Linked DNA regions of Homo sapiens: region 1 is linked to region 2. A link is an interaction called in ENCODE POLR2A ChIA-PET data of the cell type or tissue named here. Cell type or tissue: PC-3. All regions are shown on one strand. Each heading gives the region's core, and the rest is flanking DNA. Links, peaks and the distances in the headings are about the cores only.

What was found. Peaks named below come from ENCODE experiments on the same cell type or tissue, not always from the same donor. Only the 100,000 strongest peaks of a DNase experiment are listed, where the experiment ranks them.
Region 1: POLR2A ChIA-PET joins it to region 2 with 5 read pairs; 1 of 35 experiments calls an interaction of 5 or more read pairs at or near these places.

What each region holds. Positions count from the first base shown.
Region 1 is chr5:9,314,204-9,319,587 of GRCh38, forward strand. It overlaps SEMA5A (semaphorin 5A), which reads right to left. Exons shown (of 23, transcript NM_003966.3): 5 at 4,169-4,214. Among named protein-coding and RNA genes, the nearest start is that of SEMA5A-AS1, 190 kb to the right of the region's middle. In PC-3, for the core only: no CTCF peak of the experiment used is centred there; a DNase peak (open chromatin) is centred at 2,718.
Region 2 is chr5:10,632,501-10,637,884 of GRCh38, forward strand. All of the region lies in intron 2 of ANKRD33B (ankyrin repeat domain 33B), which reads left to right. Among named protein-coding and RNA genes, the nearest start is that of ANKRD33B, 71 kb to the left of the region's middle. RefSeq lists enhancers at 1-84, 105-174, 1,605-1,684, 3,577-3,896, 4,470-5,202 and silencers at 1,265-1,354, 2,807-2,936. In PC-3, for the core only: no CTCF peak of the experiment used is centred there; a DNase peak (open chromatin) is centred at 2,971; H3K27ac peaks cover 453 bases.

The sequences.
Region 1 (5,384 bases), core at 262-5,261, 1.3 Mb before region 2:
CTATGTAATAATTGAAAGCACACAAGTCAAACGTTCTGTCACTTATTATCTAAAACTGTGTTTTCCAATGGGGCGCACCAGCGATCCAGAACACTTCAACTCTAGCTGGTCCAAATCCAAATGTGATGGAAATATAAAACACACACTGGAGTTTGAAGACTGAGTTCCAGAAAAAAAAAAAAAAAGTGCAACAGATCATTAATTTCTTACAATGATTCTATGCTGAAATTAAAATATTTTGGATATATTGAGGTAGTAAAATATACTGTTAGTAGTCATTTCCCTTGCTTCTTTGTACTTTTTTCAGTGTGCCTAGCAGATCATCTTAAATTACCTATTTGGCTCACATGGTGCTTCTATCAGACGGCACTGTTATAAGACCCTTTGTCTACCAGTGTGCTTATTCCTTTCTGTTATACTTGGGAACTGTCATGTAAATTAAAATAAAATATTCATAGAAACCAACAAGGCCTCTTTGCTGGAGACACGTGATATAAAAAAAAAAAGTGTGTCATGAATTGCCAGCCTTCTCTCTCCAGACTAAGTAAACAGTAGGCTACAGAACTCCGTACACAGCCACATAATATGAAAAAGCAGAATTGCCCTGCTTTGCACCAATGGTACAGCAGTCTGACCTCTATCATTAGAGCCGCATTTTTAAAACCACAGTTCAAAAAGTCACGTCTTCTTGCTTGGTGCTATGTCAGTAGACTAAGCTCTCACCACGTGGTGGTACTGATGGGCATCCTATACTTCAGTAACAGCTCATCAATCCCATCAATAATTGCAACCTGATTTCCACCGAAGGCAGCCAAGACCAAGGAGGCAATGATGAGAAAAGTACAATCAGTTTCCTTGACCTCACAAAAATATATACACATGAGTTAATGGAAATACATCTCCTCACTTTTTTGCATCTATTTATTTGGACATCATGTCAGTAAAATTTGCAAAAATATCACAATAGACTCTCATAAGCCCTTCACCTAGATTCCCCTGTTAACACTGTATCATATTTGCTTTATTATATTTGCCTCTGCACATGTGTATAGCTTCTATGTATGTATGTGTATAACAATTTTAAAAGCTATTTTGATATAAGTTACAGAAATGATATCCATTATCCCTATATCTTTTAGCATGCTTTTCCAAAAAACAATGACATTCTCCTATATTACAGTTATCAAAATCAACAAATTAATATTAATACATTTCTACTATCTTATCCAGACATTTGAATTTCTCCAGTTGTCCAAATAATGTCCTTTATAGTAAGAAAAAATATATCTGCTGCAAGATTCAATTTGGGTCAAGTATTGCATTTGATCCCCATGTCTATTTGTTGAGCTTTATGATGGAAGAGCTCTTTATTATTTCTTCTTTTTTCATACCTTTCATGACTTCGTGATATCTGAAGGGTAGAGGCCAGTTTTTTGTAGGATGTCCCTCAGTGTATCTGATGGTTCCTCATGATAAAGTTATTAGTTATAATTTTGGTTATAATTTTTGGCTGAAATATCAAGGACATCTTGCTGCGTCCTCTGTGCATCAAATCACTGAACTCTGTCCCATTGCTGGTGAAGTTCCCCTTGACCTTTGACTATTTGGTCATGGGCTATTTGCCAGATTTCTTTACTATCAAGTTATAAGTTTTCCTGTTGTAATTAATAAGTATCATATAGGTAAGTACTTTAAGACTACCATGAATAAATATCCTGGCTGTCATCAAACTCTGACCCATAAATTAGCATCTATTGATCACTTTTGCCTAAATCGATTTTTAGTATAATGGTTGCCAAATCATAATCTCCTAATCAAATTATTCCTTCAATATTCATTAGTTGGCATTTGTTTACTCATTTATTTATGTTTTATGTTAGCATCTACTCATGGATTCTTATGTTATTCAATGTGTTATAATCTACCTCTGGCATTATCTATTTTGACAATCAAATTGCCCCAGATTTCTTCAGCGAGCCCACTTCAAGCTGGCTCCTAGTTTCTTATGACACACCCTCATCATTCTTTAAATATTTTCCTTAATTTCTGAAACAACAAGCTCTTCCAGTCTTATCTGAGTTCTCCTTGCCCAATTCTAGATTAAGTCACTTCTCAAAAAAATCCTTCGTTTGTTTTCATGGAGAATTAAGTTTAGAAACAAAGTAACATGTATCAAGTGTGTTCACTGCTACTAAGAATACTTCTAAACCCTCTCAGCTGACGGAGCTAGCAAATTTAAAAAGAAATGAATGCGTATATGTAAATATATGTTTGTGCACACACAGACCTACAAAACCTCACTTTTTAACACAAGTGATATGCCAGAGAGTATACCATGAGAATCAAAATGAGTATAATATGTAGTTTCTATCTACTAAACGATATATATTTTAGAAAAGGTTATCTAAAACAATCTTTAAAATGGCATTATGATTAAATTGTTGATCATTCTTTTTTTAATTAGCAAATAAAAATTATATATATTGATAGTGTACAACATGTCACTTTGATATACGTATACGTTGTGGAATGGCTAAATCAAGCTAATTAATATGCAGGTATCTCACATACTTTATTTATTTATTTATTTATTTTGGTGTTGAGAACACTTGAAATCTACTCTGTTAGCAATTTTCAAGCACATAGTACATTGTTAGTAGTTATAGTCACCATGTCATACAATGGATCTCTTTAACTTATTCCTTTGTCTAACTGGAATTTCTTGTTCTGTGGCCAACATCTCCCTAACACCTTCCCTGACCTTCTGGGCCCCTGGAAACCACCAGTCCACTCTCTGCTCCTAAGAGTTTGTCTTTTTAGATTTCACACATAAGTGAGATCTTGCAGTTTTGTCTTTCTGTGCCTGGATTATTTCACTGAAGGTAATGTCTTCAAATTGCTGATCATTCTGATTCCTTAATAATAAATTCATAATTTTACCACTCAATTAGCTCAATGAAAGACTCCAGTTATGTACTAAATTGCAGTGGAAAGACAATTTATTGTCAATTGTGATAAAACTATTATAATGGAGATTTATTATTTATTATCATCACTTTAAAAAATCAAGAATAATAGAAAATTCTTGATAAATTGCAATGTTTTATCTCTTTTGAACGTCTTACTTATTTTTCGCCATGCTAGTATGGAGTTGGCAGTGATTTGTGACCATTTCACAGATGAGGAACCAATAATTCCTAGAAGTCATGGAACTAGATCACAAATCAGGTTGATGTGTCTTCAAAGCCCTTGCTTTTTATCAATATTAGCTTTGATCAGGGGATTGGCTGATTTTAACACCTTGCTAAGTAAAAGATAGATTTAATATTAAAACCTAGCTCTGAAGTTCCCTAAATGTTCACAAGCAGCAGCATTAAAGAGAGAATAAAATAATATAAAATCCTCTCCAATCACCTCTTAGAGCTCTAGCACATGAGAGTGAGACGAAAATTGGTTGAAGAACTTTTTCCAAACTCTACACAGCCCGAAGATTCTGGCATAGTCTGTAGGGAGTTCCAGAATCTTGGTGAAGAAGATATTTGTGTCTTAACTCTCTTATTTTCTAGGAGACACTTTTTAAAGACTAGAGGGAAAAGTGGGCTTTTGTGACTCAGATCTGCTACTAAAATAAATACTTCATTTAAGTACAAGATCTCAGGTCCATTGTTCAAACCGCAACAACAGAAGTAGGTAAATTTCATTTTGATCTATTTCCCTTTATTCTTTGTTATAGATAGCTTTTAACCCAAGTATTCATATTTATGTTAATATAAATTATAAAGAGGAAACAAAGCTGTTTTACAAGAAATTGATGCCCGGATGCATCAAACTAAATAATCGATGATTGCTGTAACTGTGGGGGAAGGAATGTGTCCAGGCTTTGAAGCAATGTTCCTTGAATGGTCTGTCATCTAAGGAAGGACAAATCAGGATCACATCCACGGAACAAACAGGGCCACCTGACAGGAGGAAAAGGCTAATCAGGAATTAAGGGAGGTAATGACTCGTAACAAGTAGGGCCGCCTTAGTCCCGTGGCCTGACCTGCTGAGGAAACGAGCCCCTGCTCAGGCTGGATTAACACCTTTACATGCATCTGTCTTCATCCCCTCAAACAGTGAGTTAATTGGGATGGAAAATGAAAGCTTGAGAAAAATAAATTGCACCTACCTGGATAAGAGACAGATCCTCAAGCTGTAACCTGAAGAGGTAGTTTCTGCAAAATACAAAAACAGAGCAGTTTTATTTTTAATAGATCACAGAAAGTTAAGAGTTTATAAAAATTTCAAGAACAAAGAAAATAATAATTTTGACTTCAAAAGCATCTTCTTTCTAAGAATATGTTCAGCACTACTTTCCTTGGATCTTAGAGTACAAAGAGGAATTCAAGAGGTCAACAAATACACATTAGAGATTGGTGAGAAAGCTAACGAATAAGTGGGGTGTGTCTGTACATACTTACGGTAAGTGTAAGTCATTAACTGGATCTCTTGATCTATATGGAATAAATAAAAGGACATGGGCATTCCATTCTGAAACTCTTTTACTTAAGATGATGTACAACTATTCCTCATAGGTCTTCCTTTATAATTATCACCTAAATTCACCATGTTTTATAATTAAGATTTTGAATTCAAGCAATGCTCTGAGGTTCACAGTACTCTACCTTGTAAGATGGATTCAGTACGTAATAAACGTTTAGAAATATGAACTTGGGCCCGGCATGGTGGTTCACACCTGTAATCCCAGCACTTTGGGAGGCTGAGGCAGGAGGATATTTTGATCCTGAGAGGCAGAGGTTGCCAGGCTCCTGGGAACCATGGCAAAATCTGTCTCTACAAAAAATACAAAAGTTATCCAGGCATATTGGCTTATGCCTATAGTCCCAGCTACTCAGGAGGCTGAGGCAGGAGGATGCTTTGGTCCTGGGAGGTGGAGGTTGCAGTAAGCTGTGATCACACCACTGCAGTTCAGCCAGGGTGACAGGGCGAGACCCTGTCTCAAAAATAAATAAATAAATAATAAATACATAAATATAACTTGCATTATATAGGATTTGGTTTAAAAAGAAAAGAAAAGAAACATGAACTTGGTGGTCTGCCCAAAGGAAACTGATGACATCAAGGGCTTCAAAGAGTCAAGTTTCACTGCCCAAGTATAAAATAGGAAATTAGAGAAAAGTAAAATATCAATTTCAACAAAGAAGGGGAAGAATAGTGAAACATGCAGTGGAGATCAGTAGAGGACACAGAAAAAAGATAGATTAGTTACACTGGGCTTTGGACTCTAGTGTTGTAGGTTTTAGAAACAACTCATTAACCTACCTCAGTATTCTTTGCTTCAGCCTCTAACTGAAATCCTGGCATCATGTAAATGGGAAGATGGG
Region 2 (5,384 bases), core at 221-5,220:
CAGCTTTCCTCTTTTGCATACCACAGACCTGTCCATCCACTCATTTAGGAGCTCTCTGAATCAAGCACTCCTCTCCCTCCTCCTGCCCGGGGTTGGGGGCTGGGCTCCATCTCTGCCTCCTGAATGCTCCCGTGGCTTCCTGGTGAGCTCCCCACCACTGGGAGAGCCTCAGGTCCAGGGTGGAGAGGCCCCACACCAGGCCGCACAGCCAGCTGTGAATCATGGTCCTGACCTTGCACTCTTTTTGAACGGCTCTATGCTAGTTTCCCCTTTTTTATTTTTATTTTTATTTATGTATTTATTTTGAGACAGTGTCTTGCTCTGTTGCCCAGGCTGGAGTACAGTGGCATGATCTCTGCTCACTGCAACCTCCTCCTCCTGGTTTCAAGTGATTCTCCTGCCTCAGCCTCCCGAGTAGCTGGGATTACAGGCACCCGCCACCACTCCCAGCTAATTTTTCTATTTTTAGTAGAGATGGGGTTTCCCCATGTTGGCCAGGCTGGTCTTGAACTCCTGACCTCAGGTGATCCACCCCCCTCAGCCTCCCAAAGTGCTAGGATTACAGGCGTGAGCCACCATGCCCAGCCAGTTCTCCTCTTTTTTTTTTTTTTTTTCTTTTTGAGATGGGGTCTTGCTCTGTCACCAGGCTGGAGTGCAGTGATGCAATCTTGGCTCACCGCAACCTCCACCTCCTGGGTTCAAGCAATTCTCCTGCCTCAGCCTCCGGAGTAACTGGGACTACAGGTGCACGCCACCACGCCCAGCTAATTTTTATATTTTTAGTAGAGATGGGGTTTCACCATGTTGGCCAGGACGGTGTGATCTCTTGGCCACGTGATCCACCCGCCTCGGCCTCCCAGAGTGCTGGGATTACAGGCGTGCGCCACTGCGCCAAGCCTATCTCCTCTTTTTTTAAAATAAACTTTTGATTTGAGAATAGTTTATGTTTACAGAGAAACCACAAACACTGTACAGAGAATGCCTGTGTGCCTCACACTGGTTCCCTCTGTTGTTAAGATCTGACGTCCGTGACGCGCTGAACACAATGAATGGACGCGTGTCAATTCACCATTATTAACTGAAGTCCGTTCTTTATTCGGATTTCCTCAGCGTTTCCCGGATTTCCTTTTTCTGTTGCAGGATCGCATGTGGCATTTAGCACTCATGGCTCCTCAGGCTCCTCTTGGCTGTGAGCTTCTCAGACTTCTCTTGTTTTTCATGACCTCGACAGTTTTGAGGAGGACTGGTCAGGTACATTGCAGAATGTTCCTTAATTTGGACGTGCCTGATGCTTTTCTTGTGATGAGACTGGAGTTATGAGTTTTTGGAGGAAGACGCCCGATAAAGGGCTGATGGGCCTTGGTCACCTGGCTGAGGTCATGTTAGCAGATTTCTCCACTGTGAGGTTCTCTCCCTCCTCCCCCGTTTCCGTGTAATAGTCTTTCACAGGAAGTCAGTGCACGCAGCCCGCGGGTTAAGGAGGGGGGAACACGTTCTAGCCCCTTGAGAGTGGAGTGCCTGCCTGGATTATTCAGAATTTTTCTTCCAGATTTTTCTATTCTGCTGGGCACCTTTTACACACAGATTGTCTCCTATAATTTTCACAAATGGGAGGTTGATATTATCCCTCATTTTACAGATATGGAAAAGCTGACTTCCAAAAGACACCCGGATTCTGAGTGGCAGGCCTGGGCCTTGAACCTGGCTGTTCTCAGAGCCAGCTCTCTTCAGTACTGAGCTCATTGTCTACACTATGTTCCAGTGACGCGATTTCATTCAAATTCACTTCCTCCCTGGGTCACTTGTGACCCTCTCTTAAGCAGGGTAGGGCTTATTGGTGGAGAGGGGGTGTTCTGGGGTTCTCTAGGTGAACCTACCCTTTAAAAGGGCTTCTCTGAGGATTTCAGGAACCAAGTCCGATTCCATAATGTCCAAGTTGGACTGGGCTCAAACTAGATTTTTTTCTTTTTTTTTTTTGAGACAGGGTCTCACTCTGTCGTCCAGGCTGGAGTTCAGTGGTGTGATCTTAGCTCACTGCAACCTCCACCTCCTGGGTTCAAGCAATGCTCCTGCCTCAACCTCCTGAGTAGCTGAGAATATAGGCATGCACCAGCACACCCAGCTAATTTTTGTATTTTTAGTAGAGACAGGCACTATGTTGCCCAGGCCGGTCTTGAACTCCTGGCCTCAAGTGATCTGCCTGCCTTGGCCTCCCAAAGTGCTGGGATTACAGGAGTGAGCCACTGCACCTGGCCTCAAACTAGATTTCAATATGGCGTGTGTTTGGGTTCCCTTGTGCAAGGAAGGCTGTGTGTCTCATATATGTAAAGAAAAGGAAAGCTCCTTTTGGTTACTCATCATGGTTTTTAAAGAAGAAAGGTTAATACTTATACATTCTTAGAAGTATTGGGTCCACCTTTGATTTCCATTGAATGGGGTCATCTGTGTGATGAGAGGTATTATTCTGCCATCCTGGGAAAACCCGTGGGAAGCAGGGCGTGATTTCTTGGATCATCGAAAGCTCAGGCCTGTAGTCAGAACAAGTTGACTGCATGTTGGTTTTTCTGGACTCAACATAATACGCAGAACAGATCTATATAATGGGTGGTTTGCTCTGTGGACTTTGAGTTTTTCCTCTTTCCACCTGTTCAAAGTGCTGAGGATATATCAGTGCAAAGGAACATCCTGCAGAAGATTGTGACGGACACGCTATTTCACAGTTTAAAGAAATGGCTCCAAAGGAATTGCAATTCATTTTACTATGCCCCTGGTTAAATCTAACTGACAGGTGCCGCCAAGCATTTAACTGGACCATAAACCAAACTGAGATCAAAGGATTCCCCCACCTTCCCATACCACCCAGTTGAGAGTAATTCAGCAGCTCTGGGTACCTGACAGCTGGCCTTAGCCCCTCCCCGCACATAGTAAAGGACGAGGGAGAGCAATGTGGTGTAAATGAGTCAAAAAAGCACCAGCGACTGGCTGTGAGTCACGCAGCGAGGGGATCGTACCCTTTGTTTCCTGCTTATAACCTGAACACTGTTAGACTCATCAGGGCTTCCTTTTCAAAAAGATACATGGTTCCCCTTTTCACATTTGTGGAGAGCTCAGGAGATGGGCTGAGGTCAATGGCGAGCTTGCTCCTCAGGAGAGTTCACCCCTGATTTTGGTTGCCTGTTCCTTCTTCTTTTGGATTGATGAAGAGCAAACCCACAGGATTTCATACTGGTGAGGCAGCAGCCTGGAGTGGCCCTCAAAGGAGGAAACTGGGTTCCAACCCCGGCAGTACTATCCCTCAGGGTGTGGCTGGGGAGACAGAAGCCACTTGATATATCGGAGGGTTTCATATTGGATTTGCTGAACTGAAGGGGCTAGGGGAGCAGAGGCCAAGGGCGCCCAGCCCTGCCTACTGGAGATCTCAGCCGCAGCGGGGAATCCTGGAGGCTGCTGCAGCGTCATGCTCACGTAGTATTCTGTCTGCAGAGGTGGGCTGGGCTGGGGAGGCACCTCAGGTCTCATGCCTGCCCGACCCCAGAGTGATGTCCTTGCCACCTCTCTCCCATCCCAAATCTCAGGCAGTGCCACCCATTGGAAGTTTCTGTGCAAACCAGATGCCTGTGGAGATTCTGGGCCCAGGGCCCGGCTTCTCCATGATTCAGGTGTTCCTGGGGGGAGGGAGGTGATGCCAAGTTAAGGAGAGAGTGCATAGAAATGTCCACGAGGCCCCTGCAGCTGCGACAGTGGGGGCTGAAAGGAACATGCTTGAGTTGGAATGAATAAGTGGGGATTTCTGAGCACTGCGTCATCGGTGCATAAGAATGGGGACTGTGGCCAGACACAGTGGCTCACACCTGGAATCCCAGCACTTTGGGAGGCTGAGGCAGGAGAACTGCTTGAATGCAGGAGTTTGAGACCAGCCTCGGCAACGTTGGGAGATCCCATCTCTACAAAAAAAAATTTTTTTTAATTAGCTGGGCATGATGATGCTCGCCTGTGAGCCCAGCTACTTGGGAGGCTGAGGAGGGAGGATCTCTTGAGCCCAGGAGGTCCACACTACAGTGAGCTATGATCGTGCTCCTGCACTCCAGTGTGAGTGACAAAGAGAGACTCCATCTCTTAAATAAACAAAAAGGATGGGAACTGGGTACCCAGCACCTCCCCTGGGGTTCAGGAGGAGAGACTCGGGCAGATTGCTCATATTCCCAAGAGTTTCAGACCTCATCAGCAGGGGCCTGGATGGAGGTGGCAGCTCAGGGGAGGGTGCAGCAGAGGGAGAGAGGAAGGAAGCTCTTTCCACCAGGTGTGGTTGGTCACGAAGGAGTGAAGTCTGAGCTTCGGGGACAGTGGTTCTCACCTGGGGTGTTCTTGCCCCACCGATGGCGGTTTGGTGGTGTCTGGACACAGTTTTGGTTGTCACAACCTATGCGGGAGTGGGGGTGGTTGCTACTGGCATCTATCGGGTAGAGACCAGGGATCTGCCTAGTGTCCTGCAGTGCACAGGGCAGTCCCCACAACCAAGAGTCATGCGGCCCCCTGTGCCGACTGTGCCAAGGCTGGGACGGACCCTGCTCCAGGACACTGAAGTGGGGGAGGGGGAGATGTATTCACACAAGGACTTATGAGCTAGCCGGCATCAGGTGGCATGGACAGTTGACCCAAGAGGATGCTCTCCCACTCCATTTTGGTTTTCCATGGGAGAATCCTGGAAACAGCACTGTTGCTGTGACATTCTCCTTATTCACCATTAACTGAGAGCACCATGGGCGTGCCTGGGAATGAGCAGAAAGTTAGATCCTTTTTGGAGGTGCAAGGTGAGAAAGGGGAGAAATCTGTGTTCTCTGAGACATCTCCTTACCTGCTTTGCTTTATAGCTGAGGGCCTTGCCTGCGACACTCTGTGGGATGTGTGTGGGCGTAGGTAGTTAGACACACACACACACACACACACACACACACACACACACGGCGGCGGGGGGAGGGGTGGTGGTGGGTAAGGGTGGAGAGAGAGACTCCTGCTTCTGGGTGGGAACAGGGTGCCAGCGTGAATTGGCACTGTCCTATTGCTATGATGATGACTTTTTCCTCCCTGCAGCTCTGGAGCACTTGGAAGCGGTTCTGAAGCTCATTTGCAGCTTTGCATCTGTTTGCACGGGCGTCTCCTGCTGGGAGTTGAGGCTTCCTGCCCTCATTGGCTGTCTGAGGCTGCGCTCCCTACCTGCCCGCAGCGTCCCTGCCCCCCACATCCACCCCCAGTAGTGTAATGGGACAGCTCCTCCCTCGAGTGCTTTGCCGAAGGGGACCTGCAAGAACCCAAAACAGCAGCGCTGCAGCCAGGGCGGTGCCTTCTCCTTTCCTCTGTTTCCTGGGCTCCAGGAGAATTCTGTC